4 separate regions of the Mus musculus genome follow, and regions 2, 3 and 4 are each linked to region 1. A link is a loop called in an ENCODE intact Hi-C map of the cell type or tissue named here. Cell type or tissue: heart. All regions are shown on one strand. Links, peaks and the distances in the headings refer to the core of each region. The heading gives the core; the rest is flanking DNA.

What was found. Hi-C counts contacts between places; a loop is a spot of excess contacts. Peaks named below come from ENCODE experiments on the same cell type or tissue, not always from the same donor. Only the 100,000 strongest peaks of a DNase experiment are listed, where the experiment ranks them.
Region 2: a loop joins it to region 1, with 7 times the contacts of the local background. A loop is called at or near these places in 16 of 42 quality-filtered maps.
Region 3: it touches region 1 in a loop (2.7-fold over the local background); 6 of 42 quality-filtered maps call a loop at or near these places.
Region 4: a loop joins it to region 1, with 3.0 times the contacts of the local background. A loop is called at or near these places in 4 of 42 quality-filtered maps.

The regions. Positions count from the first base shown.
Region 1 is chr3:53,586,073-53,593,653 of GRCm38, forward strand. Frem2 (Fras1 related extracellular matrix protein 2) reads right to left here. Exons shown (of 24, transcript NM_172862.3): 3 at 3,643-3,789. Among named protein-coding and RNA genes, the nearest start is that of Frem2, 67 kb to the right of the region's middle. In heart, for the core only: a CTCF peak has its summit at 4,184 (motif pointing right); no DNase peak of the experiment used is centred there; H3K27ac peaks cover 757 bases.
Region 2 is chr3:53,654,653-53,662,233 of GRCm38, forward strand. It overlaps Frem2 (Fras1 related extracellular matrix protein 2), which reads right to left and starts at 2,703. Exons shown (of 24, transcript NM_172862.3): 1 at 1-2,703. The coding sequence starts at 2,432. In heart, for the core only: a CTCF peak has its summit at 3,728 (motif pointing left); a DNase peak (open chromatin) is centred at 2,799; H3K4me3 peaks cover 2,437 bases; H3K27ac peaks cover 2,253 bases.
Region 3 is chr3:53,523,108-53,530,688 of GRCm38, forward strand. Frem2 (Fras1 related extracellular matrix protein 2) reads right to left here. Exons shown (of 24, transcript NM_172862.3): 17 at 2,652-2,844; 18 at 556-660. Among named protein-coding and RNA genes, the nearest start is that of Stoml3, 38 kb to the left of the region's middle. In heart, for the core only: a CTCF peak has its summit at 2,698 (motif pointing right); no DNase peak of the experiment used is centred there; H3K4me3 peaks cover 514 bases.
Region 4 is chr3:54,310,725-54,318,305 of GRCm38, forward strand. It overlaps Trpc4 (transient receptor potential cation channel, subfamily C, member 4), which reads left to right. Exons shown (of 11, transcript NM_016984.3): 9 at 4,893-4,934; 10 at 5,042-5,131; 11 at 6,719-7,581. The coding sequence ends at 7,432. Among named protein-coding and RNA genes, the nearest start is that of Gm31095, 47 kb to the right of the region's middle. In heart, for the core only: a CTCF peak has its summit at 3,536 (motif pointing left); no DNase peak of the experiment used is centred there.

The sequences.
Region 1 (7,581 bases), core at 1,101-6,100:
GTTACAACGCTGGGTCTCCATGAGTTCTGCAGAGTTCCCATTTAGAGCTCTGTTTCTGGTGCACAGAGAGGAGTTTGTCAACATTCCTTCGGTCCATTACAATCACCCCAGCAAGACCAACAGAATCCTGCTAGTGGGGCTCTGCCAAGCTGCTGGCTGCCTGCTCGGCTGAATTTCCTTCCATCAGCAAAGCACTCTTTCCAGGAGATTTAAAGGACAGTTAAAGCCAAACAGGAATTTCTATCATACTGGGCATAAGCTCCAGTTTCAGCCGTGTTTATCAGAGGACAGCAAAGTCATCTACCTAATGAAACTCAGGTTGCAATGTCAAATCCCCATTGTTGCTACTGAAAACACGCACAAGTGTGCACTTTAGTTATTAAATGGAGCGTCTTTCCTGTCCTCTCTTACATGGAAAAAATAGTGCAGGGCTGAAGCAAATGTTCTTGGCCTGAGAAAGTGGAATTTCATCCCTCACAGACACACAGCAGTGGACAGAAACCGATTATTATGTCAACCTCCCTCAGGTTTGGGAGACACTCTGGTGCGGTGGTGGTTATCACTGGGGGGCCCTGGGCCTTGGAATATTTGGGAATATCACTTTTTCTCTCTTTGCCTACCTATAGGGTGGAAGATACAATGTTATTTTTCTCGTGGGGTACTAGCCCCGGCACGTGTGAGGACTCAACATGCACTACCAACTGGTTAACAACCATTTTCATTCTGTAGGGCCATTGCCTAATGGAACACCACAGTCATGACTCAAGGTCTTGGGGGGAGGGGAGCGAGTGAATGAAGGGTTGCAAGACGAGAGACAAACTGATAAAGCACTCAGTGGGCTTAATAAATGTCTAATAACTGGTAGCAATGGATCCATGTGATGCAAAAACTACTGCTAAATACAAATGTACACTTAGTTTATTAGTGGATTATAAGAATGCACTATAAACCACAGAGACACCAGTATGTCCAGTTACTGCTGCAAAGAAATGGAGGCAACTTAGATGATCAAGAAAAGAAATCACAGGGAATCTCATTTGTCCGCACAGAACAAAAGAATCAGGACATTTGTAGGGTGATGTGACAGACAGAACCGGAGACCATTATGGTGAGTGAAACAGGCAAGACTCAGAAAAACATCAGGTGGCTCTCCTTTAATGTGAAATCTAGGTGTATGTGAGTGTGTGTGTGTGTGTGTGTGTGTGTGTGTGTGTGTGTGTGTGTGAAGCTGGGAAAGTATACCGGACAGTAAGAGAGGAGAAAAGGATGAGATCTTCAGGGGAGTGGAGGAAATGAAGATCATAGAGGTCATGTTACATTGGAGGGTTGGGAGAGGGAAGTGGCAGAAGAGAATGCACAAGATCAAAGCATGATGTGGGTATATGAAAATGTCATAGCAAAGCCCACCACATTATATGTCGGCCTTAAGAACTAATTTCAAAAGCTTATTAGAGTATAAACCATGAGCTTTGTATGTGTGGGCTTTGTATGTGTGGGCTGCACCTGGTGGCTGTGGGGCTGGCAGAGGCAGGTCAGTAGGATCAGGACTTTGTAGGGCATATGCGCCCCTGCCCAGGGGCTGGCCTAGCTCTTTCCATTTCCTGGTCAACCACCCTGTGAACAGCCCTGTCTCCTGCTTGCTGACACAGCTGGTGGCTCCCCTCCCTCCTTCCACTCACTACCACCCCAGGGCAACCCTTAAGTTTCATCTGTCCGGCATTCAGTCACAGCAATGCAAACATGATTTCCCTTAGTGTTACTAAGATGAAGTGCCCTCTTTGTGAAGAGTGATAGTCTCTCTGTGGCTACAAGGCCTGCTCAGAGTCCACAGTGGAAGTGTAGGTTGTGTGGAGGAGCAGCCTCCCTGGCGAGCTCTGTAGGTCTGCTCTGCCTTGAACTTGACCTCAGTTTCAGGCCTCAGCAGCGTTGCAGGACCATCTTCGATAATGGCAGATGTGGGCCCACAGTGTCTTTCTGGCTTTCTTCCACCCTAGTTTACTAAATAGCTATGTGAGGTGACCCAAGGACAGTTGCGGAGTATCGCTAATATAGTCACAGGCTCAGGGAACAATAGCTGCTCCAAACATAACTTAGAAAAACACATTAGCATTCTGCTGCAAAAACCAAACCACAAAAACAAACCAAACAAAAGCAGCAGGGCAGTGAGAAAAATGTTCAGAATTTAAAAGTCTATAAAATACTTTTCAACTGTTAACTTTCTCAGTGTCAGTGTCATCCGTGGAAAAAATGAGTGCCAATCACATAGAATGGGACAAGTTGCATAATGGATAAAAACATCGCTGGTGACTGCTGAGGTGTGCTGCTTTTGCCTGTTTTCAGTGCAACGTATTCTCTGTGTTTTCAGGCACAAAGCATAGTTGGGCCTGACCCCTCCCTGACAGCCAAATGGGCACATGCACAGAGCAGAGCGCAGGGAGAGAGAGCAAGTCTCAACGGGAGGGTGTTGTCAACATCTACCGCACTCCAGAATCTTAAACAGAATGGGAACTGCAGTCCTGTGCAAGTGTAGCAAAGGAAGGGCCAGGAGCTGCTGTCCCGGCTGCAGCTGGAAAGGCCTCTTTCGAAAATTAACAAAACAAGACATTTTATGTTCCTTTCAGGTTTTCTGCACAGGGTTTCACTGGGAAACCCAGGCTGGTCTCCGACTCACAGCCATCTGCCTACCTGCCTCCTGCGTGTTAGGAAAGGGAGGTACCACCAGGCAGTAAAAATCCTATTTTTAAAATAAAAAATATTAATATCCAGAGTCCAAATGTGCCAGGGAAGAGCAGAGAGATTAGTGGGGGAACCTCTGTTGATAGGGACCTAATGTTCACAGGCCAACAGTCCAGCACAGTTTCTCAGTAGTAATTTCGGAGACAGCCCTTATATTTCTGCCAATGTGTTCCTGCCTCATCGTTCCCCTCCACAAAGCTCTTTTGTGTTTACAGATCCTATTAAGTGGGCGTTTCTCAAAGTGACATCTCTGTGTCATCAAGGGCTTCAGAACTCTACACCAACTATATTTCTGCTTCATATCTTTCCATATTTTATGGTTATAGGAAATGAAATGTGGACATGAATCAAAGTTGAAGATAATTATTTGCCGTTGACTCTTGGTTTTATTGCATAAGACAGAAGTAACCAACTAGGATTTAACATTTAATATTTTAACAAAGAAAACCCACAGAATAGACCTTTCATGTGATGTAGCAGTCAGGAAGGAATTTACAGTGAACCACAGAGCCTTCAAACTCAGTGCACAGTGTCTGATACCTAACAACTCACTGAATACATTTTGCTTATTTATTAAAGTAGCTGTCATGAGTATTTTACACCACTGTTTCAGATGACTTGTCCCCTGGGGATAAATTAGATGCACATCAGCTTATTCTAACCCAGTGACATTTGATTTTATTTCGAATTCACTGGTGATTACTTCCAATTTTGCGAATTTATTTTTTACTGGCGAAAGGTCACACTCATGCACCTTGACACAAATCTGTTGACATGATCTCTTCGTAGCCAAAAATCAGATATCAACATCTCACTAAGATTTTAAATTCATCAAGCTAAATTCGTGCTATGGTTTAATCACTAGAGAAAAATTATAAACACAGGTGAAGTGCTAATTAAACTTACTTATAAATGAAGTTTCTCCCAAGTATCCTCTGCGTGTAAGAACAATATCTAGAAATTTGGAGTCTTCGTTGATCAAGTAATACTCTTTTTCAAAGGAGATCCACGCCCAATTCAGTCGAAAATGCTGGTTGGTTAACCTGTTTCCACCTGGAAAACAAAGAGTGTGAAACCTGCCATTACTGCTTTCCTGAATGAATGGCCTTTAAAAAGTCACAAACTATGCGACTTTGGAAAGAATACTGCTGGATTTAATATGCAACTCCAGGGCACGTGCATGGAGATGGAGCTAACCTCTCAATTGACTGGTAAACATTCCTGGATGATACAATCTTTGAGAAATCCCTCCCTCTTTCAGGATTGGGGGTAGAGTTGGAAAACAGAAAGAAGCATGCAGTAGTCTGAAGCAAAAAAAAAAAAAAAATCATGAAACAAAGAGATGGGGTAGATGTGGGAAGAGTAGGGGGATGAATAAGATCAAAATACCTTGTGTTTATGTATTCTCTCGGTTGATAAAATTATTTATTTAAAAACCACTCACCACAAGGTGCCGCTGGAGAGCAGACTTCTCTATTCAGAGGCCAGCAATGTTCTTAAAAACCACACACAAAAACCTTCACAAATACCTCTTTCTGGTTCACAGAGCAATTGGGTGGAAGGCTTTAATTATAACCACTTAAAGAAAAACAAATATTCTTTCTCCACTCCCCTTCCCACTAGACTCCACTCCAGTCCTGAGAGCAAACAGACAGCCCCTTTCATTGGCTCTCCTCCCACCTTCCCACCAAAATGGAGCTGGCTGCCTCTAGGGAGAAAATGAACCTGGTGCTGGTCTCTATAATGTGAGAGCTATTCTGTTGGGAAAATGAAAGGAGTGTTATCAGCTGACCACTCCACACCTATCCCTCAACTTCCTTTGATCTATGAGGTCCATAAACAAAGGCATCACTAATTCCTTTTAAGTCTCTCTGGAAAAGAGAAAGGGGGTGGGGGTGGGGGAGCCTCAATCACAAACACAGCTACAGGCATAGTTCGAATTCTAGCTTCCTCTCTTTTGAGTTGACACAAAGAAAGCTACAGTAGAGAAATACGAGAGAGGGAGAAATGTCAAGACTCCTGTTGACCGAATGAAAATCTACACAGGGAGAAGCAATCGGGGAAGAGGCACAGGGTCTGTTTCCTCTGAAATATTTAGAAGTAAAAACTACAGACAATTTATGCTGTCGGAGGCTCGCTGAGAATCAAAGGCAACAGATCATGCGGCTGAAGCTGTGAAGGGATTGCTTCCTCATCGTTTGACATTTAACTCACCTCAGCCTCTTCAAAAGTTCCTACAAGACGCACGCAGGAAGCAAAAGGACGCTCTGTTACCTGACCCTGTGAGCCTTCCATGGGAGTTTTGCTCCCAAAGAAGTCAAAATAGATTTGAAAGGAAGCATCGACTATAATAGTTCCCATCATTGCCCCAGACGCAAAACACTCAAGGAGTACTCTATTGTACTACGTCAAAGCACTATCAAACCTTTCAGCCACTACACAGTAGCTACAGGGCTGAGGCTGGAACTACTCGCAGCACTTGCCTGGTGTGTGCAATGGATGTCTGGGTGAATCCCCAGTACTGCTGAGTGGCTGCACCCCACAAAAGTCAATAAACAGGAAACTCTTGACATTGTGATGCAGAAGCAGCAACATGTGCTGTGGACACTGCTATGTCGAAAGAACTGCACACACAAGGTGATTTCATGCTTCAAGGTGATGAGGCTATGGACACTTCTGTCTTTCAGTTCATTTCCAGTTTGTTATTTGTTCGTTTGTTAGTTTGGCTTTTGAGGTGGAGTCTTACTATATAGTGCAAAGCAGCAGATTTTGAACTTGCAATACTCTTACCTCAGTCTCAGGAACACGGGGAAACACCCACCCCCATTCATCTTTTTAGTATTTATTTTAGTACTTTATGTGTATAGGTGTTTTGTACATAAGTATGCATATATCTATGGAACTGGAGTTATAGGAGCTTGTGAGTCACCATGTGGGCGTTAGAAACACCACCATGATCTGTTGCCATGCCACAGGGCCAAAGGATGAGGGCCAGTTATTCGAATCAACCAGAGTAGGCTGTGCTCTTACGATGGTTATCTCAGGCTCTTTGTTACAGCAGAGAAAAGCTGATCTAACCTAGTACATAGGTCATGAATAGCTGGAAAAGTCTGAAGGCTCTGATCTGAGGAACGGGAAAAGAGATGGAAGCAGTAACTACCCGACTTAAGCAGTTCCCATCTGTTCACAGACAGGAATGTCAGTGCGCCATCACTTGCTAAGAAGGGAAACATCCAGCCATATCTAACCCCTTGTTGTTGTGTGTGTGAACTTGTGCAGTGCCCCAAACTACCTGTAAGCACCACCTGCCCAGGAAGCAAGCAACTTCCTGGGATGCTCGGAGTTGTCATTCTTGGAAAACAACAAAGCCTCATGGGAGAGTGTGGTGGCCTACAGGGTTGTTCCTTCTAAATCCTTGCAACACAGGCTCAGGGACATTCTCAGGCCCTGACTAAGGTCCATCTCTTGGTCAGGATTTAATATTTAATGAAGCTTGCTTTGAAGCTGACCCGGAATGGTAGAGTTGGTTTTCCTGGTGAATCTAAGGATTGCTACTTAGCGGCAGGCTTCGCATGCTGCATCGTCTAAAAACCCTCACAGTTCCGCTCGCCTAGACAATGTCTATTTCTCCAAATTTGACAATATTTATACCACTTTACAGCTTGACCGTCTTTCCTGAAATAGTCCAAGAAATATTGATGCCTGCTAAATACTATGCATTGAAGAGTATTGGGTGGTATATATATATATATATATATATATATATATATATATATATATATATATATTGGGTGGTATATATATATATATATATATATATATATATATATATATATATATATATATCACTCTGCCCCACCCCTGAGTGAATCAGGACACCCCAGCAAAAATTAGCACTTGTAAGTCTCTTTGTTGGATTAGCTTTACTCTGCCATCCCTTCCACAGTCTCATTTCCTAAATATACGTTATTCCTTTATCTAATCGTTTTCTGTCTCTTCCCACTCTAACTGCTGGTCTAGAGGGCAGGCAGGCAGTTAATTTTGCTTGTTGTTAGGAAAACAAGCAAGCAAACAACAAACAAACAAACAAACAAAACAAAAAAGAACTCTCTTGTGCCTCATTTACCAGGTCATATGAATTTCTAAATAAGGGTTACCTATCACTTTCAGTACTGAATCCTTTAATTTAAAATATAGTTTTAAAAGACAGATCTCAAACATCTTTCATTTTGGAAAAGGTACCAAATTACCTGTTTATCTACAGGTCTGAATTTCATATGGCTAAATAAGTATGGTCACAGGTCTACCCAGCACTTTTGAGATTTCATTAAAAGGAAACCAGAAACAATATCAGGAGCTTTGTGACACAATGAGAGGAGGCTGGGGAGAGAGAGATAGTTCAGTGGTTAAGAGCACTAACTGCTCTTCCAGGTTCAATTCCCAAGACCCACCTGCATCTCACAACTCTCTATAACTTCAGTTCCAGGGGATCTGACATCCTCACATGGACAGAGATACACACATTCAGGCAAGTCACAGAGAATAAGAATAAAATCATTTTAAAGAGGTTAATTATCATGGTAATTTAGAATGTATTATAAAGCTGGAATTTAACTAAAGAACATGGTGTCACATCTGTAAAACCTAAATTTAAATACCACCTGACTCCTCTGAACATGTGAGTCATACTTGAGTTTAGAATTTGTAATATCTCGGCGGTCACTTATTTTGTAGGAAGATGGTGGGATTAAAGGATCCATGCTTTGCTGACCTGTAAAATTGAACTGTGTTTTACCTAAACAGTGGATATCAACCTTGCTTATTATCTAGCATGTAAATGCCTCT
Region 2 (7,581 bases), core at 1,669-6,668, 69 kb after region 1:
AGGTAAAGGGTGAAGGTGCCAGGAGCCACATTCCCAGCTCGATCCTCTACTTGGAACTGGAACTGAGCCACTCGGGCTGCGACTCCTAGCTCCTGCCCTGGGGGCCTGTAAGCAATTTTATGATGATTGACCTGGGCTTGGGTAAAATGGCTCACCACCACTGAGGGATTATCAGTGAAGACCAACGTGCCCAGTGGAGCCGGCGAGTGGTTCTCATCTGTGTCCGTGGGAGGCTGGGTCACTGTGTACTGTAACTCTCGGTCATCTGTGTCCAGGTCAGTGTAGTGCAGCCACCTTTTCCTCAGTGGTGTGAGCTGGGATTCCTGTACCACCATCCGAAGGGGACAGCCACTGCCCAGTTCTGGAGGGAGACGGTCCACGGGATGAATGCGTATTACAAACCTCTGGATCCCAGACTGGTTAGGGGGATCATGATTGTCTTGGACTCTAAACATGAACTGGTCCATCACCGGCCCAGGGCTGTGGGGCCCCGAGTGCCTATAGAAGAGCTTCCCCTCTGTTATATCCTGTTGCCGCCACTCTGTCACCGTTCGCTCGTAAAATGACCCTTGCTTCTGCCACAGACCCTGCTCTTCCTGGGGGACATGCCTTTGGCGGAGAAGCAGGTGCCCCAAGCTTGAGAAGGGTGGCAACAGGACAAAAACCAGCTGAGAGTCATCTGAATCTATATCGGTTGCACTGAGAGTCAAGGGTGGGATAGGCACAGTTTCCCCCTCAGCCACTGTCAGCCCAGTGTTGGCGTTCAGGACCGGCGGCTGGTCATCCACAGGCACTAAAGTGATAGGGAACAGGAACTGGACCTGGTGCCTGCCTCCTCCATCGGACATGCGCAGCACCAAGTTGTCACTCAGTGAACCGTCTTTGTCATCATGCTGATACACAACCTGGCCAGCCGCCAGCTCCGCCACTGTGAAGGTCTTGGGAGCAGAGTCGCTACTGGGAGAACCCAGAATAACAAGGTGGCCATGCCGGAGCCCAGCCACCACCTCCAGCCTCACAGCTTCTAGGTCATCTTCATCACTGATGACCAAGTTCTGGGGTCCACTGCCTATGGGACCCGTGAGCGGCCGATATTGACCCTCATAGAGAATAAGGCCAGTGTTTCGTGTGACCACGGGAGCCAGTGTGTTCATGGGTTTCACCACCACCATGAAGGCGAAAGGGTCTGAGGCTGCTCCTTCAGGGTCCACTATCTCCAGCTCTAGTTCAAACAGACGCTCCTGATCCGAGTCTTCAGAGGGAGGCTGGTAGGCAATCTTCAGCAGGCGCAAATCCCGCTGTGTAAAGGAGGAGAGAGGCAGGCTTCTGTCATCCGTGCTCACCAGGTAGCCCTGCCCAGGCTGGAAGGCAGAGGTGAGGTTGAAAATCAAAAGGTCTGGGTCGGATTCAGCATCCTCGGCTGCTAGCATGTCTGGAGTGAGAGCAGTCAGTACAAACTGGTCCACCTCCATCATCATCATGGCCACGAAACTGGGCTTGGGTGCAGTGTTCTCCGCTCCTCCTCGAATCCTCACAAGCACCTGGAAGTGTTCGCGTTTTAGAGCCGGGCTGCCCTCTGGAGCCCCTCGCGAATGCAGCTCGACCACCATAGGCAGCCAGTCCCTGTTAGGCGAGCGGCTGGGGGCTGTGTGGCGGTAGCGGACTCCCAGCTCCTGGAATGCTTTGCAGTCCATCAAAAGGGTCTTAGAGGTCCCTCTATCTCCGGCCCCTCCCTGGACCTGTGGGTAGTGAAGGAGTTCTCCGTAACGAGGCAAAGCGCTCAGACCTGACAAGATGCCCACGCGGCACTCCTCGGTCTCAGGCTGGTAGGCGAACTCTAAGCTCCGATCGTCCAAGGCATTACTGGTCCCTAGCAGTTCTTCCACGACCAGAGGTAAATTCCGAGTCACAATCTCCAGCTGGGTGAAGACCACTTCCACCTCTAGTGCCAGTGGCAGGACTATCGCCCCTCCTGGAGCATCGTAGCGCAGCTGCAGGCGGACGCGGTCGCGGGAAGGGCTGCGAGCACCCAGGTGCGAGTAGCGCACCTCACCCGGGCCATAGTCGCACGCAAAACGCTTGGGACTCAAGTGGCCCGGCCGCTGGGCCAGCGCGTCGTTGTCTAACACGGTCACTGTGCAGCGGTCTCCTGGCTGCACCTGCAGCACCAAGTCACGCAACGGATCCAGCCAGACTTCGCGACCGAAGGGCACACGGAGCCCGCGGTTTGCCACCACTATAGCTTCCTCTGTAGGGACTCCCGAAGTCCCGGAGAGACCCAGGGACTGAAGTGCTGCACCGGGGCCAGCAGCCTGTGTGGAGACGTAGCTTACCAGTGACAGGAGCAGCAGCAGCAGCAGCAGCCTAGGCGACTGTGCGAGTATCGGCTGGAAGCTGGAGAACTTGGCTGTCCTGCGCGCACGGCTGGCCATCCCGGGAGCCCTTGTGGTATGCAGGCTGCCGGCCTTAGAGTTCCGACAGTTCACCCGGCGGGTATGCAAAGCTAGACTTTGCAGGCTCCTAGAGAGCACGGTGGGAAGGGCCGGGAACTCGGCGCGGTGCCTGCGGGGCCCTCCCAGTGGCAGGGCTGGACCAGGAGGATGGCCAAATGCACCGCACGGTCCCTCCTTGGAGCCGCAATCCAAGGCACTAAACACTTCCAGCGCGTCCCGGGCGTGTAGCAGTCAGGAGAGTCCCTACGTCCCAGGTCCCGGGAACTTTGAGTCCTTTGAGGAAAATCTCTCCCTTTGCACCCCTAACTCCAATTCTCTCAGGGGACCAATCGCTGATCGCTGGAGGAGGCCCTGAGTCCAGGGTTGGGTAGTGACTGCTGTCAATCAGCTCCCAGGCGGGGAAACTGCGCAGAGCTGCTCTGAGAGAGGTGCAACAGGTTGGTTGGAATGGAGGGGCGCCCTGAGCTTGCTTGCCCGGACCTGGGGCTGCGGCTCAACCACCAGCCTGCGCGGCTCTACGGACTCAAGTCTTCAGGTCTAAAGATTAGTGCATCTATTAATGCATCTCAGTCCCGTTCCTTGGTCATTGAAATCTCTCCCGGGATGGCCACCTCTTGTCGAAACTTCCAAAGCCAGGGTGGGAGTGAAGAACAAAGTTGAACACACCTTGTTGTTGAGTTTGAAAAGGAACCCAGAGCAGTTTGGGAAGGCACTGGAGATTTTCAAACAGACAGGGGATTAAAAGCCAGACCTACCTAGCTAGAGCAGGTGCAATACCCACCAGGGTCACCACCACAAGCCCCCACCCCCGCCCCGACTCCCACCCCCACCCAAGCCCTTGCTGATTTTCCCGTGCTTTACGAAACGGACCCTGTCCGGCGGATTGGTGGCGGTGGTTGTTGTTGTTTTTTAAATCAAGCCCCTCCTTTGCAGTCAAAGTTCACAGAGTTAAAGTGAAAAGAAGCATTTGGGGTGTGTGAGAAATGCAGTCTGATCAGAATCGCCAGTCTCCCACCAGAGAAGTTCCAGAGAATGTAGCCCCAGGCTGTCCTAAACTACCCCTAGCTAGAGAGCTGTCACTGCAGACGCTCAGTTCACCTTGCAGAATTTAGACGAAGGACAAGCTAAACCCAGCTGTCAGCAGCATAGCTTTTTTTCCCCGTTTTTCTTTTTCCACGCCGAGAGAATTGATAAATACCCGGAGGGCAAAGAAGAGTTTAGATAAACCTCTTTTCAGCTAGACCAGATTGAAACCCTAGGCTGGGCGCTTCCTGCCCCCTTGTGTCGGTTGGTCAGGTTTCCTCAGTATGCAGATTCCTCTCCCTGCGCTGCACCCAAACCCCCTCACAATCAAAACCCAGTCGCTTTCAATGGGGTTCTGGGCACTCTTGCTTATCACGTCGAAATATTTTCCCCAGTAATATAAAAGGGACTATGAAAGAAGGACCTGAAATAATGCCTATTTCTCTTCAATAAAACACCGAATTTGGGAAACAGGATGCGTTGAGAATCCTTGTAAATTTCAGTCTAAATGAAAGTCGTAAGATTTAAGTGTGACGCGTTTTAAGGAAGAAATGAACAATCACTTTAAACCTTCCTGCAGCCAGCCTGCCAGCCTCTACCTCAGGAGTCTGACTCCTGTCTGATGTAGTCACACGTGTTTCAGGCCAAAGCCCTAATTTCGTTGCTAGATTTTGATGTTAAATGTCTGATTCTATTCTAAGAAATTCACTGGCCTCTGAGGATGAGATGTGAAAGATTCTAAAAGTCTTTTGAGAAAAAAAAGTGAGGCATTTATGCAAACAAACTGGTGGTATTTAGTTAGTAGAAGCTCCTCTGGGTTCTGTGCTTTGTACTGTTGGGGGGGTCTTCAACTCCTACTACATGTCTCAGTTTATGACAAAAATAGAAAGGACACAGCCAGTACTTGAAACACATGAGAAAATTCCCATCCAACTCCTGGCCAGTTTCCAATTATCTTTGATGTAATAATTTTATGATTTATCACGTTGATTTATGGAACTCCAATGGCCAAGACATGAGAATATTCCGGTTTCTGTTTGCAAGTATGTAAGAAGATGTCAAGTGGAGTAGATGGTCAGTTTCAGAATAAAGGTCTTTCTGTACCATGTTCTAAGTCCTACTTAGTGAAAGAGAAGTCAAATGGATGCCAAGTGTCCTTACTCTGTGTGTGTGTGTGTGTGTGTGTGTGTGTGTGTGTGTGTGTGGCCTGCCTGAAAGCCACAGCCTGACCTCTGATGGTTCCCAGTGGCTCCAGGCTTTTTCCTTTCTTCCTTTTAAAGTCCAACAATGTTTGATTTGCCAGCAGTGATAAGATCAGTATTTGAAGTATGGTCAGATGCCTGAAGGGTAGTGTTCAATATTTTGTTTTGTGCTAAGAAAATACAGGCTCAAGTTTATTTTTAAGTAACCTAAGGAAATCAATAAACTGGACTTTTAGGTGACTTTAAATTTTAGCCTTTCTTAACTGAAGTAATGGAATAATTCTTTAGAAACATTTTTTAATTAAAAATCTTAGTTTACTTTTTTAATCAGACAGCTAGCAATATAGAGTTGCTTAAATATTTTTTATATGGATGATCATTGCTGAAAATGGTAATATATTACATTTTTGTCAGAGAGTTTTGAATAGCAATTCAACATTAAAAGATATCTGCTTAAGTTAGCAAGGAAATGCCATTTTAAGGAAAATGTTCTTTATCTTAAAAGTGATGAAATAAGTTAAAAAGTACTTTTTTTTTAGATCTAGGTTTAATTCTTTAGCTCTTACTTCCAAATCCAAACAAAATATCCCTTAGGATGCATTTTTTTTTTCACATCTTGGAAAATTCACACAAAAACTCTCTTCAAAACAACAAACTTAATTTTAGTGGCTGTTGAAACCTGAAAGATTTCCGGCCTACGGTCAAGCATCAAAGAGCGGATTTCCTGAAGTAAAGGAGGTATTTAAGATGAAGGCAAGATAGTCAGCTGGAAATGTAAAGCCAGGCTGCGGCTAAGGGAGCAGCTGATAACATCGGAATATTTTACTTTTCATTATGGAGTTTGCTTCACTCTTCCTGTGTCTTCTATTGAATCCTGAGACTCTAATAGTCTCAGAGGCACTTCAGAAATTTGTACATCCCTCCTTAAGGATCCATGATTGATTGGCTTCAGGTTCCTTGCCTCCAAGGCCCAAACCTGCAAATGTGTATGTCCTGTATGTAAAATGAGTACAGAGTTTGTATATAATCTATGTACAACCTTCCCTATATTTAAATCACCTTCCATATATTTTAAATTCGTGGTACCAAAGATGATATAAATGTGTAGACAGATGTGCTGGGGTTTTTGTTTTTGTTGTTGTTGTTTTCTTTTTTTTTTAATTTTTTTCCTTTATTTTTTTTATTAGGTATTTTCCTCGTTTACATTTTCAATGCTATCCCAAAGGTCCCCCATACCCACCCCCCCAATCCCCTACCCACCCACTGCCCCTTTTTGGCCCTGGCGTTCCCCTGTACTGGGGCATATAAAGTTTGCAAGTCCAATGGGCCTCTCTTTGCGGTGATGACCGACTAGGCTATCTTTTGATACATATGCAGCTAAAGACAAGAGCTCCCGGGTACTGGTTAGTTCATATTGTTGTTCCACCTATAGGGTTGCAGTTCCCCTTAGCTCCTTGGGTAATTTCTCTAGCTCCTCCATTAGGGGCCATGTGACCCATCCAATAGCTGACTGTGATCATCCACTTCTGTGTTTGCTAGGCCCCGGTGTTGTTGTTTTCTTGTTTTGTTTTGTTTTGTTTTGTTTTGTTTTGTTTTTGTTTTTCGAGCCAGGGTTTCTCTGTGTAGCCCTAGCTGTCCTGGAACTCACTTTGTAGACCAGGCTGGCCTCGAACTCAGAAATCCTCCAGTCTCTGCCTCCCAAGTGCTGGGATTAAAGGCATGTGCCGCAGCCTCCACCACTACCTGGCTAAGATGTGCTGTTTTGTTCAGAGAACAAACACATTGGGGGACCCATCTGTACACAAGCTCAGCCCAGACTCAAAGACTTTCTGAGTATCTTCAGCCAGTGGCTTGTTGAATGGATGGCTATGGAAGTCCTGGATACAAGGGGCTGCCTGCGCCTGAGACGAATGTGCAAAGCACTCGCTAGTTCTCAACAGAGTTTTACTTTTTAGCAGCTTCAAAACCTTGGTTTTCCTACAAAGATAAAACTGGTTTGTTTTAGAGAGAAGCAGAAAGGGAGAGCAAACAGGACTGGCCTGGTTAATCTGGGGGCTCCTTCCCTCTAGCTAAGGGGGCTGCAGCCATTGGTCTTCTGTTTCCCAACCTAAGTCTCAGATGTAAAACAAAGAACTCTACCCTTAGAGTTAAATTCATTTTCTATTCTGAGTCTGCAGATTTATAAATGACCTGCTATTTTGTACCCATTCCTAATTTTAAAATTTGTAACGTAATTTTCTGTGCATGAGTGTTTGGTGTGCATGAAGGTCTATGTAGCACATATGTGCCGTATGCCCAAGGTGGTCAGATTCCATGGAACTGGAATTAAAGACACTTGTGAGCCTCTGTGTGGTTACTGTTGTGAAAGGGTCTTAGCACAGTTTGTATGTTGCTCATCCTTTGCTTACATTAAGATTCTTTCCCAGATACTCATGAAATAGTGCCTACACTTCCTGCTTTACCAAGTTTTTACATTAAAATAACCCAGACAGATTTCACAACATCTTTGTAAGGTAGCCAAAGAGATTTTTCAGTTTTCTTATCAACAATCAGCAGGAGCTGGCTTTGGCAGAATTAGGAAGTATGCTTTAGATATTGACTCATTCCCATAATTCACCATAATTTTAGGAAGAAGACACATAACCAAAAGCCAAGAAAGACAGTAGCAAGATGCTATCTGAGGTGAATATGGTAGCCACTGCTGGCACTGGTCCTTATAGGTGACAATATCTGGCTTCAGGGTGAATCAATCACACTGAAGCTGCTGTACCTTCTGTCTGGGGATTTGGGACATTCCCACTAACCAAACTGGTTGCTCCGTTTCTGCCCCTGCAAATGCAAAGGTCTAGGCATAACTGGATGGCCCAAGCTTAGATCCTAAGCCACACAGGAATAGGGAAGTG
Region 3 (7,581 bases), core at 786-5,785, 63 kb before region 1:
ATGAAATAGCCTTTGTAACACAAACAAATACCAGTTTATTGACAGATGTCTTATTTAATATTCAAAGCACAGCCAGTTTCTTCTGCCTATCCAGTCTCTACCAATTGCAGTTACCAAGGCTGAAACTTGAATAGGAAAGCCAACTGCCTCTCTGTCTCCATTAAAGTTTCTCACAGACCTAGAAAAAAACTGAGCAGAAAATCGCTGGCAAATGGATCCACTGAAAGGAGGTTTCTGTGTCACTGACCCGGAGCACGGAAAAAGACTGTTATTCCGTGCCTTTTAGGAAGGAAAGCTCTTATTAAAATATCCCCAGTCCAGTTCTCTTGTCCATGTATTCAGGGGAGCTATCTTTCTCTGAATGTCTGTATGGTGGCAGTTTTCCATAGGGTAGGAGACCGGTAAACGATGACCAAGCATTAAGGACATAATTACTCATATGGGACTCGTATGAAATGAAGGCTTTCCAAGCTATCCGGGAAACCTGTTGAGACCTGTGTGGATATAAAGATGTGGTCCTGTGGGCGGTGGCTGCCCAGGGACAATGAGGCTTACCAGGATGGGACAGCACAAACAAGCCATGGAACTGAGCCTCTGTTTTGAAGTTCACAGCCAGGCGTCCCTCCTCACCAATGCGCATGCTGGTTGGGTAAAGAGAGCCTACAGAGAGAAGCCCAGGAGGATAAAATGTAGGTGGCCAGACACCCTCATCCATAGACCTTTTTTCTTCTGACCTATATGGCTATTCTAAATAATAATAATAATAATAATAATAATAATAATAATAATAATAGCCTTTAATCCCAGCACTTGGGAGGCAGAGGCAGGTGGATCTCTGAGTTCAGCCAGCCTGGTCTACAAAGTGAGTTCCAGGACAGCCAGGGCTACACAGAGAAACCTTGTCTTGAAAAAAACAAATAATAATAATAATAATAATAATAATAATATAGTTACAAGTTTCTTTCTTTGATAAGGATAAATGAAGGGCAAAATGAATTAAGTAATATGAGCCAGGTTTCTATAAAATAACACAAATACTATGATACATTTTTTTAAAGTGATGTTCTACAAAAACAAATCTGTAATTGAGAGAGATGACAAATGGCCTTGCTGAGACTGTAGAGTCAGATACATGTACGTGAAAACACCTTTGAGCACCCCAGAACAACTGCGGAATTGTGCGGGCTTAAAGAAAACTGATGATTCTCAACGACCACCCTTGTACAGCACTGAAGTGTGTGGGTAGGAGAGAGAGAGAGAGAGTTTGAGGCTAGCCTGGGCTACACAGTCAGCCTGGTGAGGCTAGCCTGGGCTACACAGTCAGCCTGGTAAGGTCCTCCCAACCCCCTTCTTCACCTAGAAGAGAAATGAAAATATTCATTTTTTTCTGTGTATCTTCTAAGATACAATGTGGAGTTAAATCCCTTGAGGCAGTCTGCATCGACCGTCCAGGATGGTCACTGTGTTTTCCTCATTGCTCGAAGGGAATTTTAATCTGTCCTATATGATGGAATTATACTTCAGGTATGCTATCAATTGGTCCTGTCTTCCTGGCTGTCAATGTGTCAAGTTGCTGTGATATAGATGTTCAGAGACTCAGCAGAGGAATGTGAGCCCGAGAGGAAAAAGCATGAATTCTTTTTGTGGGTCATCTAGACACGTGTGCACTTTGCTTGCAAAAACTTTATCACCACCACCACCATCATCATCTGAGAGTCAGTCTTACTACACAGCCCAGGCTGTCCTCAGACCCACAGCGACCCTCCTGCGTCATCCTCTTAAGTGCTGGGATTACAGATGCGAGCTACATGCCTAGATAGCTTCTGTACTTCCCGATTCCCACCTGGGTACCAACAGCTCTGCAGATGCTGAAGGGCTTAGAGTCAGGAGCTCTCTGTGCCAGTGTTCTATGGCATTTGTCTATGATATCACGGAATGATGGCGTTTTAACCAGAAAGCGACTGAAGCTTGGACTGTCCTTCAGAAGAAATTCAAACCTCAAGTTTAAGCAGTGTGCTTGAGGTTACGCGGATCACAACGAATCAGTTGTAGAGTCAGAACTGGCACCCAGGACAGGGTTTATCATTGGACTTTAAAGTGATCCTCTCATTTCAGAAGCAAAATGTGCAACTTTCCCCCGGATTTTATTCCCAACTTTCACAACTGGAATTCCTCTATTTAGTACAAACCAGAAAGCTCTATGGATTGGCCTATGTAAAATATAAACAATTAGTCACATGCAATAGACTGTATGCCTGAAACAAAGATGTTAAATTTCACAGTCAAACATCATGCAAAGTTTGAAGCATTGATATGATCTTTCCTTGACAAAGGGTCCCCCCCCCCCACTTCGGTTTTTCGAGACAGGGTTTCTCTGTGTAGCCCTGGCTGTCCTGGAACTCACGTTGTAGACCAGGCTGGCCTTGAACTCAGAAATCATCCTGCCTCTGCCTCCCGAGTGTTGGGATTAAAGGCGTGCGCCACCACGCCGGGCTTGACAAAGGTTTTAAAACGTCACGTTATTAGAGAATATAAAAATAACGATATCGAAAGGTGCCCCCCCCTAATTTTTACCTGAAATAAAAACAAAATTATCATTCTGAGTAATTACCACAGGTAGGAAAGATGCTTTGGGAGCCACAGCCACCCACCTTGCAGCTCAGCTTCCGGGGGGCTGCCGATCCCATGGTTCCACAAGATGGCAGTGTCGTACACGAATGTGAGTCGGAGCTCTGACTTCAAGTCGAAATGCTGCCAGCCGCCCACGCCCACGGGGGAGTGGAACACGTAGGAAACGTACAGAGGAACTCGAAGGGTCACGTAGGACTGCACGAGGTTGAGGACCTAAAACAATTGAACCATTTGCAGCAGCGTTAACCAAATCAGCCCACTTATGCCGACGCCAGATTTTGTGCCATTAGTGCACAGAATAAACAACAGCCTTTCTCAGCACGGCAAGCATCCCTTCACTTCTCCCAGTGCGCACATGCAACAGGGACGTGCGCCAGAGTTCCTTAAAATAACACTATTTTCAGCAAAGTAAGTCCTTTTTACTTTTGAGCAGTTTTATCAAGATACAGGTCTCATACCACATAATTCACCCAGTTAAGTGAAGAATTCAAAGTTTTTTTTATATGTGCAAGGAGTCCGGCAGCCATCACGCCAGTTTGAACCGGAGGGGCAAACACAGATGCACTCCTTGAATTTGCCTCTTCTGACACTAGAAATGAATCTTGTCAGTTGCAGGTTTTGGCGCTTCACTCCCTTCTGTTATGGGATATCAACCAGACATATAGCTACATTCTACTTTATTGATCTCCATCAGAGGATGATTTGCTACCGTAAGTTTGGAACTCTTATGCAAAAATGCATCTATAAACTTATTTTTAAATCATTTAGAGGAAGCTAGGATGAACATTAAAGAAGCAAAACCAAGCATATTTAGCAATGACATGGTGCAGTTCCAATGTCTTCAAAATAATTAGATGAACTGTTTTAGAATTTCATATTTTCCTTCTTTTGGTAGTCAACAGATGAGGTAAGGGAAGTCGGGAGGATAAATTAATCCCTGTCAAGTACCTACCGAATTTCAGACAATGTATTGGTTATTAATAACAGCTTTATTATTTTATTCTCATAATTGAATCTGTGTGTATGCAAGGTGGTTTGACGGGCGAATGGATGATGGACAGAAAAGAAGCAGGAGAGGGAACTCGAAAAGGACTCAGGCGAGCTCACCAAAAGATTTGAAAATGTATTTTTATATTAAGTGCATAATATAGTGCCTGCATCTACATATGTGTACCACATGGTATATGGCTGGTGCCCACAGAAGTCGGAAGAAGGCATTCAGGTATCTTGGTACAGGAGCTACACACAGTTGTGAGCCAACTTGTGAGTGCTCTGAGTGAAGCCATATGGGAGCAGCCAGTGCTCTTAGCCACAGAGCCATCTCTCCTTCAGTGCAGCCCTCTCAGCAGAATTCTCTGAACCTCCTGAGCAGCCGGTGGAAGTCAGAACCTAGTCTCTAGCCTGTGTTTATCTCTCCCACACATTACTACATTGGACACACTGCAGAGAGGTCCTAAAACCGCCTAACAAAAATGGCTGCATTTTAATCTCCAAATGCTCCAAGGACCAGCATCATGATTGCAGCACCTCTTTGTGCAAGAGGAAATGGTTAGCTTGACTCTCCTTGGAAGTTCCAACCGGGCTGTTGAAACTGGTCTCCGTCAGAGAATCAACACAGGGACTAGGCCTGTACTTAGGTCATGAGAACCGAGCTGTGATATGTCATACTACCACAGAGTTAAGAGCGAACTCCCCAAATCACACACAGACAGTATAAACCCATAATAAAAACACACAGTGACAAAGAACCAGCCACAAGACAAGCAACTTGTTTGGTTTTCACACATGGGATGCAAACAATTTTCCCTGCCTGGTGAATCCGTGCCTTGTATGCCTTGGATGCCTTTTTTTCTTCCCCAAGAGCAGCCATCATTACAACCACTGAACAATGAGTTCTGAAAAGCACTTGATACTCTGGCTATTGGGAGAGTGACTTGGTCAGCCTATCTGCCACTGGTGATTAAGATTCATGCTTCATTCCATGACTTTAGTTAACTTTAAGATGTTAGACTTTAGGCATGGATTTTTTTTTTTTTTTTTTTAAACATTCAACATTCAGTGAATGTTTTCTTTTCTTTTTTTTTTTTTTAAACATTCAACATTCAGTGAATGTTTTCTTTTCTTTTTTTTTTTTTTTTAAAGATTTTATTTATTGATTATATGTAAGTACACTGTAGCTGTCTTCAGACACTCCAGAAGAGGGAGTCAGATCTTGTTACGGATGGTTGTGAGCCACCATGTGGTTGCTGGGATTTGAACTCCTGACCTTTGGAAGAGCAGTCGGGTGCTCTTACCCACTGAGCCATCTCACCAGCCCTAGGCATGGATTTATAATGGAAAAACATAGCTTAATTTTTTTTTTTGCCAATATTGACATACTCTCCATCAAATGTTATTGGAACACTGCTCTAGAGGGAAGTTTTTTCTCAATCAGATAATTGGAATATAGCATCCTGTATAATTCTCATTATTTAACTTTTGGGAACATCCTATGTAGCTTAATACTCATGGCAATCCTCCTGCCTCAGCCTTCTGAGGGTTGACATAACAGGCTCACACCTGGCTTTACTTTAACTTTTTCTTTCTTTCTTTCTTTCTTTCTTTCTTCCTTCCTTTCTTTCTTTCTTTCTTTCTTTCTTTCTTTCTTTCTTTCTTTCTTTCTTTCTAAAGATTTTATTTGTTTTTTATTTTATACATGAGAGCTCTATCTGCATATATATATATATATATGCCTGCATGCCAGAAGATCTCATTACAGATGGTTGTGCGCCACCAAGTGGTTGCTGGGAATCGAACTCAGGACCTCTGGAGGAGCAGACAGTGCTCTTAACCACTGAGCCATCTCTCCAGCACCTTGTTTAACTTTCAACATGGTGATTTCTAGATACAGGATTTGCATCTTGTACATTTTTTTTCTTATTTAAGGCCAGTTTTCCCCAGCTATTGAGAATCTCCCCCTGGAGAGCACTGGAGCTGAAATGGAGCCTACTTCAATCACTTAGTCACCTGCCTATTCATTCTTCAGCCAAAGACTGCGATGGAACCAATTATTTCTGGTGGCACTTTTAAGAACATTCAGTTTCTTTCAACCTGTGGACCTTTAAAGGTATAAATAATCAACGTAGGCCCAATGAGTGACCTTGCATGGTCTTATTGACATATGAAGTTAATTAACAAAGGCAACTAACACCTTTAACAGGATATTTAAAGGGATAGCCCATAACACAAGTATCTTGGAGAAGTAACATATTGCCAAATTTATGTAATGCTACCGTGTGCCAGGCATATATGTGGAGAGGGTGTAGCTTGTCTAAGAGCCCGAGGCAGGCTGCTACTGTACATGTGAGATGAGTAGGCGTGGGATCAATACCTTCATAGCATCATATACACACAGCCACTCTCCACTCTGCACACACAGCTGATGGTGACCACACTGGACAGAGCAGCTCTAGATCCCCATATTCAAGGTCTTGAATTAGGCCACATGTATTGGAAATACCACTGAAAGCTATTTTACCAACACATGTTTATGGCCCTTAACTGCAGAGTATGTGGTTTGCATTTATTTACCTGAAAGGCTGAACACTCAGATTGCATGACCTCTGACACACATTCTGGCCTCAATGTCTAGGTTTGTAAACCAAACACACATGTAAAAAGGAGGCAGCCGGGTGTGGTGGCAAACGCCTTTAATCCCAGCACTTGGGAGGCAGAGGCAGGCAGATTTCTGAGTTCAAGGCCAGCCTGGTCTATAGAGTGAGTTCCAGGACAGCCAGGGCTATACAGAGAAACTCTGTCTCGGAAAAAAAAAAAAAAAACAAACAAACAAACAAAAAAGGTGGCAAAATCAACTAAGAAAGATATTTGCTTATCTCTCCAGACCACACACAGAGCGTCTTCCAAAGTGTATACTGCAATTTCATGCCATAAGGGCAAACTTTAGCTTAGACCTGCCAGTTGGACAATGTGACCAGCTGCTGTGGACCTAAGGACCCTTACCTTGCAGAACACCCAGCAAAACTGAGAAGACTGTCTTTCACTTTTCAAAGAAAAAAAAAACACCCAAAATTCCAATTGTATAAAAAACAAAGTTTAACTTCTCAGTGTTTCTCATTGCATGCTCAAACAACCTTAAATAAACAAAACGAAGGAACAAGAAAACAGAAAACAGGACATGCATAGCGGAAGAGCAGAATTATTTATTAAATCTCTATTTTTCTTTTCTTTTTTTTTTTTTTTTTTTTGCATTATCTGCCTTTGCATTTCTGAAGTTACCGACTAAAGGTTAGTTTAGAGCTGAATAAAATTAAGGAATTTAAAAATTCTTTTTCTTAGTAGGTGAAATTCCTAACCTTTCAGTGGGTATAATTTGACCCTAGAAGACGCGTTTGCTGGTGTGTATGGGTCTTCACTGGTACAAACTAGTTGTCAAGGGACTACTTTGTGAATCTATAACTGACTAAAGAGGTCCTGCTCCCAGCCAAAGAGAGCTGCAAACTGCATAAAACTCAACCAACTTCACTGTTGTAGAACATAAAACCCCAGGTTTTCCCAATCGTTCCTTCACTTCGGCAACACTTTCTTACAGGTTAAGTAGTCTGGATAGAGTGAGTCTGGACGCAGAATATTCTGTGTGTCAGAAACAGACAGACATGTGCACTCACACTTGCACACAAACACACATACAGTAGCTACTTAGCAAGATTACACAGAGGTAGCTGCAGCTAGCACAGGTTAATAGAAATTGTTTGCACAGTGTCACCTCGAGCTAAAGTGCCAAGTCTAAGGCAGGTGCTGGCAGGTGGAGGCCGTGCCTGTTCAGCGCTTGGCCAGGGCTTTATAGTACATTTCTTGGCAAGTGAAAAAACACCTGTGTGTGCTGCTGAGGGGGTGTTCAGAGACCCACAGAAGCCAGCCTGCCACAGAAGCCAGCCTGCCACTCGAGCTGAC
Region 4 (7,581 bases), core at 916-5,915, 720 kb after region 1:
CATTCCACAGGGTAGACCTGGAAAGAATAGAAGCTAAAAAGCCAGCAAATGTCACAGTGCCTTCCCTGGAGCCCCTCTCCTGTTACAAACCTCTCTCTCAGTTTGAGAGAGCCTGTGCAGCTGTTGGAATCTCAGCTTCCCTTGCACAGTCAAGGCTTCTCACGACTTCATTTTCTTCCCATTAGTTCTATGATTCAAATGCCATGGTCTAGTCCAACAGATCAGGTGGAACCTGCTTATGCTACATTAGCATATCTTCAGCCGCCACCCTTACCCCCTCCCCCGCCCCCGCCCCCATCTTGAATGCTATCCTACCAGGGAACATTACATATGCAATCCAGCAGCATGTAGATTATTGACATGTGTATAACTGGCGAAGAGAATGACACCACCAAGTGTATGTCTTCCAAAATACTCTCCCTAGACTCACGCTAAATTAAGTCTTTGATCTTGGCCCATTTTAACGTCAGACAGAGTTGACAACCAATCTAATTAAAAATAAAAGCTACAAAAATGCAACTCTCAACACTGCAAAAGCTTCACAGAAATTTGATTATCCTCGTTCACTTAGTGCTTTTAAATTAAATACCCCGATTACATTATTGTTATAAACACACCTCAGTTGATTCAAGATGTGGGTTGTTCCGGTGACAATAATGATACAGTCTCCACTCTAACAATAGTAGAAGGCCCTTGAACGTCAGCAGATCTTTACCCAATAGCAAGGTGACAAATATCCCAAGTATAATTGAAGAAGATCTGATAGATGACATTTAAAGATATCACTAATTGGCAACAATTTATTATGTGTGTTACAAAGGGTATAATGAGTTTAACTATCTTCCTCTTCTTACTTCTAATGTTTAAGTTAGAAATCACAAGCCCCTAGTACCTTGCAATGTGAACTTGTTGGTAATAATATTTTTAAAGCTGTTTTATTGGGTTCTTATACCTCTCCTTCTCTTCCAACCCTAATCCCTTCCAAGCCTCCAACACTAGAGAGGAGAGGAAGGTTAGAGGGGGAAAGGGGGCATACCTCTTTCAACAACAAAATGGACTAGTTCCTGCTGATTAGGGATGTTATTTTTCTCGAGGTCAGATCAATATTTGGTCTAAGTATATCTCCAGCTCCTTTTTCTTGTTGATTTGCTCAAGAACATTGTCAAACCTCAACAACAGCAACCAGGAGCAGCAGGGGAGAGCAGCAGCCACCCCAGGCTGTCTAGGGGATCTTCCTTTTCCGAGAGTCTCCAGAATTAAACCATCTGCAGCTGGCAAAATCACACCCCTGCTAGTACAGGAGGAAAATCATAATCACCTGCTGTGAAGCAGTCTCTTATCCCATACCTGAGATTAAAATAAAAATATATTCACATAGCATACCTGAGTTTTTTAAAGAAACAAACAAAAAAGTCTACAGTTTACTATAGTTGTATATAGGCTGAGACCATAAGGTTCAAGCCATGTGCAGACACAGGCACTGTATAAAGCTGCACACAGAGTGATGGAGCTTCCAGAACAAAAGTCCCAATGATCTGTGGCCATGGCCAGAAGCTACAAAGTTCTATACTGCCTGATGCCAGACCACTATCAAAGAAGTCACACTTCTTCCCTTAGCACTTGGTTAATTAAAGACCCAGGTACTAAGGTCCACTGACTGCACTGTGCCATAAGAGGTTTCTCATGAAGAGCCTAGACTAACTTTTCCAATACTGTTGCTCTCAGTAACACTTGTCTATCTTGACTTGTCAAAATCCTGGTGCCTGGAGTTCAGTCGGAAACCCCACTTCTGGTTACATTCTTGACTCTGAACAATATTATCTCTTCCCCATATTCACAGGACATTCAGTCTTCACCACTGAGTTTAATGGTGTATTTTCCATTATCTGTGTCTTACTCCATCACCTTACAGAGGACAAGCCATTTAAGTGTGCTTATTCAATTTACTATTCGGAAGATTCTGCTTGCCTCTGAAAGAATATTGTCTATATGGACGTGTGGTCACCTAATGGTGTATTTTAAATGGGCTGTACAATTGAATAGCTCTTCTATAGAGACAAAAGAGAATCCACAGAGATTGCTATAGACCAGTGTATGCAGAGTTACTCATAAAGATCCTGGACTCCTACAATAAATGGTTGACTTCTGAGTTTGACCATCATTCTTGTCCCTAGCCGTATCACTTCAAAGCCAATTTCTCATTCCCACATCTCTTTACTCCAAGGGTATCAGCATCTCATGATCTAGCTGAACAAAGTACTCTGATAAGCATGAAGCACATAAAAATCACTCAAAGACAAGCAAATGCACTCAAATTATATTTCCTCAGAAGAAATCCAGAGATTGGTCAATTGATGAAGTTTGAGGATTCAGGGGTATTTTTAATTCGTGTCAATCACTAATTAATAAGTGAAGAAAGATGAATAATGCCAGTGACAGATGCTATGAATCATATCTCTTATTTAATGTCCTAAATTACCCAAAGAGTTTATTTTCACTGCACAACTTTAATGTCCCTCTGGGATATAATCAGTTTTATCCACATCTAATCTTAACTCCATGTTCTTAATATTGTAATACCACTGCCCACTTCAAATGCAGACAATAGGAACAGATTCATAAAACTAGAGGCTAAAACACGGGTCTGTGCTGAGTCACTAGGAAAGGGTATAGATGGGCTGAGGAGTGCACCCTTCATGCACATCACTAGGTGAGTGTGTTGGTTCAGATTCACCCTTTCTTTAAGAAAGTGGTTATCTCACCTCTAGCAATTATGCTGACATTAAACAGCTGATATAATATCCCGAGGCTAAAGGGTATTGTGTAATTCCCAAGGAGATGGAGATGATAATTAGTTTACACAAAGTAAACCTTAAACCTCACCCACGGAATATAACCCCTCAGTTAGCTAAGTGAGCTTTTCCTATGCCTTTCCTTTTCTCTGACAAGCTTTTTATACTTGTTAAAATTTTCCCCAAGCCAATATATTATGTTTCACTTTAAACTACGTACTTTATTCTCTTGCATATTTGAATTAAAAATGTTGACTATGGATTTTAGGGACGGTTCTAGAACTTGAAAAAAAAAACTCTGTACATTTTAATGTTTAAATGCACCATGATATCTTTGTTTATCACTCATAACTCTGAGTCTATCAACCCTAATCTTAGTTTAATGCTCAATAAAGCTCAACTATGACCTCAGGCTTTTTTTGACATTATCTTACTGAATTTAAAAAGATTCTAAAACCAGCGAAGGTAGACCAACTGAATTGGTTCTATATTAAATAAAGGGTCTATATACTTAAAGTATCTTGGAAGTCATTTGTTGATGTTGAATACTTTTTAGTAAATGTTAAAGATACATACATACATACATACATACATACATATGACTCATTTTGTGCTTCTCTTTATTTTAAGCAATGTCACAGGGTCTGGAAGGCCACTGTCTTTTTCTAGAAATGCTTTTTCTCTTGGAATTTATCTTGGGTTTTGTTTCATCAGGAGGTAGACACCACCCCCATCTGGTGGCCCAGCCATAAAACTTCCATGCTACACTCTTCCAGATGGTCTAATTTTCTAGTTTTCTTGTTGGCAAATACCTTAATCATAGAGAGAACTCAGTTCGCATGTAGTGAACGCTGTCTTTTGGTAATTAGTGGCTTTAGGAATCAAAGCATTGCCTTCCTTTCTTCCTGTAAATCACTGCTTTTCTTGAAACACAGACACTGCTTAGGCTCAGTAGAATAGAATTTTGACTTTTAATATATATTTTTAAAATATCATTTTATATTTATGCACTGCTCTTTCTAAAATTCTATCTTATCAGCCTATGGTTAAATATTTACTAGGGAATAAGCTCAAAAGCCTCATTAGAAACTAAGAACTATTATTCCCTTAGCTTCTCAAAATACACCAAATTAATCCCTTTATAACAGAAATGTTTTACTTGGGTTGACTTTTTTCAGTGTTCTTTCTTAAGAATCAATGCCGCTGCTTATTAAAAGTGCATTATGTGGGGTCACCATAGATGGGTTTCTATTAATGCTTTTAGAATACTTATGAAAGGTGAAAATGTAAAATTTTAATCTCATTTGTTGTTTAACTCAGTTTTTAATGGACTTTGTTCACCATCAGCCATCTTCTCTCCATTCTGTACAAAGAAGCTGATATAGTGTGCAGACCCACCTAAAACATCCCAGTCTTCCAAGAGATAGCAGAGTTGGGAGCTTGGCGGGTGTGACGCAGTGGGAGGAGTCAGTCACACTCCGGCTTCCCTGGGTGCTGTCTCCAAAGCCACAAGGTGAAAGGTAGCTGAAAGCCACATTCGATACCTTGAAAATCATAAGTTTAACTAGTACTCTGGCTGATTTTATTAAATCTTATCTAATTAAAACAGAAAGTTCCTTCAGTGGATGTATGACTGAAACTGCTGCAAGTTCACCGTCCCCCAAGATTGCAGATTATGTATTGCTATTTACAGTGACTGATTTTCTATATTTTTCTGTGCTGATATTTATGGGAAAATACTAATTCCATTTGCTATTTCCTCCCCTGGTTATTTCCTGTCTCTGCCTTCAGTATTTCTAGGGATGCCGGGTGTGTATCCAGTACGGTCAGTTCATTCTCTCACAGCCCTGCAGCCTAACCAGGACCCCATTTCTAGCACTGTTAATTTATTCTGCTTTAAGAGTTCTATACGTTAAAGACTTGTGCCTTTTCACTTTAGTTCATTGACTCTTTGTGTGTGAAACCTCTCTGTGACTATGGCTCATTGCCCCCACTTTGGTGATAAAAGACAACAAGAACAGTCTTATCTGCAAAAGCGATAACTTTGAGGATAAAAAAACGTATCTATATAACCACACGGGAATATCCTTTCCTTTTCAGCGGCGTGCTGCTGATAACTTGAGAAGACATCACCAATACCAAGTAAGTAGTGCTTGTGTTTGTTCCTGAAATGGCCATTCAAACAAAATGCGGATCTGACTCGGGACAGAAAGTGAATCCATGCACTGAATATCAATCCTGTCGTTCAGGAGGTGATGAGGAACCTGGTGAAGCGGTACGTGGCAGCCATGATCAGAGAGGCAAAAACCGAAGAAGGCTTGACGGAGGAGAATGTTAAGGTAAAGCTTCGCCTTCATCGCGGAGACAGCGTGTGGAGGCAGCCTTTAAGGCCAGATTTACAAACCTAGCCATGCCTCCTGTGTTTTAAATTAAACTTCCATGGAACTAAGTGAAAGGGCAGACAGACAAACAGAAAAACAACAGCAAAGTAGAGAAATTTCCCAAGTTGCTTTGAAACATCCTTAGCCCACACTGTCAAGGGGGCTTAACTTAGTGGCAAGGAAACCCCTAGTCCTTGTTGCATTCTGATCCATGTCCCCAATCCCTGCTGTGCCACGTCAGCTTCTCATTTGTATTTCAGTCTGATTTCTAAATCGGAAGCATTTACTAACCAACTTACTACCAATAGCACAAGCTTCCTGGGTCTCTGTGGTATCTTCTTGGGGGCAGGGATATAAAGTTTTCTATATTGCAAGTTGGAAATCAAGTTCAAAGACTTCTAAAGTTTTGTGAGAGGAAATAAGTGAACATAGGCAATGGTATTTTAACATTAAATGTGAATTGATTCTTTGATTTTACATGGCCCTTTATAAATTTCGGAAGAATTCTTTCAGGTTAATGTGATTTTACAGATAAAACCAAGGCCACGAAAGCATCAAAGATCATTAGAGAAACAAGAGCTAAACAGTCATTGAGATAAGCAAGGAGAGGAGCTGCCAAAAAGACAGCACAGATTGTCAATTAAATAGACTCCAAAGTATTTTTCTGCAACCATAAATCTCAATGATGAGGCTAAATGCTTCCCTTTGTCCTGGAAGACAGTGTGGCTCTGGAGTAGAAGAGAAGCTAAGAAAGAGGTTTTCCAATGAAATAAGAAAAATATAGGGATCTAGGAACCTCGTGTAAATGAGAGCCAGGACTTCTGGACCCAATGGTTGGTCTAAGCCCCCCGCAGAAGGTATTGAGAACAGAGGCAGTCTCTCGAAAGGCTAAGGTTCATGTTATTTTTACTTTGCACATCCTTTTCAGAGAAAAAAAAATATCGCATTAAAACACGTGACCCAAGGACCAGGAAGTGGCTTGACAGTTAGAAGCAGACTCCAGAGAGGAAGTATTTAAAAATCACTGTCTCCAAGAAAGTAGACAACCCACCGAACAGTGACAGAGCGCACAATCCCTTTTGTTTCTCTTTCTGTTACACTTAGAAGATTTCTTTATGTGTCCCAGCTGCTTTTCTCATTGATGTCACAAAACACTAAAGAGAAGCAACTCAAAAAAGAAAAGATGTCCTTTGCCTCATGGTTTGAGAAGCAATGGTCCCTAGTGGCAGAGAAAGCAGAGTGGAACAGTTCGTCTCATGGCAGCCAGGACTAGCACCACTGATACACCCAGAAGCATGTTTTAGGGATCTCTCTGCTCCGTCATGTTTGACATAAAGAATAACCATCATACTAGAATATAAAATACCAATAGGAAAATTAATGATACCAGGTATCAGAGTCAGGGCCTGAAATTCTAAGTAGAATCCCAGGAGGACAGAACCCTGCGTCTTCAAAAGAGGCAGGACCATTTCAGACAGCTCTATGAAATTAGGAAATGATGTTTCCGTAAGTCAGCACCTAACGTGTCATTTGGATTTTATTCAGGAACTAAAGCAAGACATTTCTAGCTTCCGCTTCGAAGTTCTGGGATTGCTCAGAGGAAGCAAGCTCTCTACAATACAGTCAGCCAACGCGGCGAGTTCAGCGGACTCCGACGAGAAGAGCCAGAGCGAAGGTAATGGCAAGGACAAGAGAAAGAATCTCAGCCTCTTTGATTTAACCACTCTGATCCACCCGCGGTCGGCAGCCATTGCCTCCGAGAGACATAACCTAAGCAATGGTTCCGCCCTGGTGGTGCAGGAGCCGCCCAGGGAGAAGCAGAGGAAAGTGAATTTTGTGGCTGATATCAAAAACTTCGGGTTATTTCATAGACGGTCAAAACAAAATGCTGCTGAGCAAAACGCAAACCAAATCTTCTCTGTTTCAGAAGAAATTACTCGTCAACAGGCGGCAGGAGCACTTGAGCGAAATATCGAACTGGAATCCAAAGGATTAGCTTCACGGGGTGACCGCAGCATTCCTGGTCTCAATGAACAGTGTGTGCTAGTAGACCATAGAGAAAGGAATACGGACACTTTGGGTTTACAGGTAGGCAAGAGAGTGTGCTCCACCTTCAAGTCGGAGAAGGTGGTGGTGGAAGACACCGTCCCTATTATACCAAAGGAGAAACACGCCCACGAGGAGGACTCGAGCATAGACTATGACTTAAGCCCCACGGACACAGCTGCCCACGAAGATTATGTGACCACAAGATTGTGACCCTTGGAGGAGTGTTTACCATACCTATACATATTTTCCATAGTGCTCTGGGCAGGCAAAATGTTTGAAATCCCATTATCAAATGCTAATTTCCACTTTCTAATGTTTATCTGTTGTGGCATATTAACCTGTAATATGTTTGAACAAAG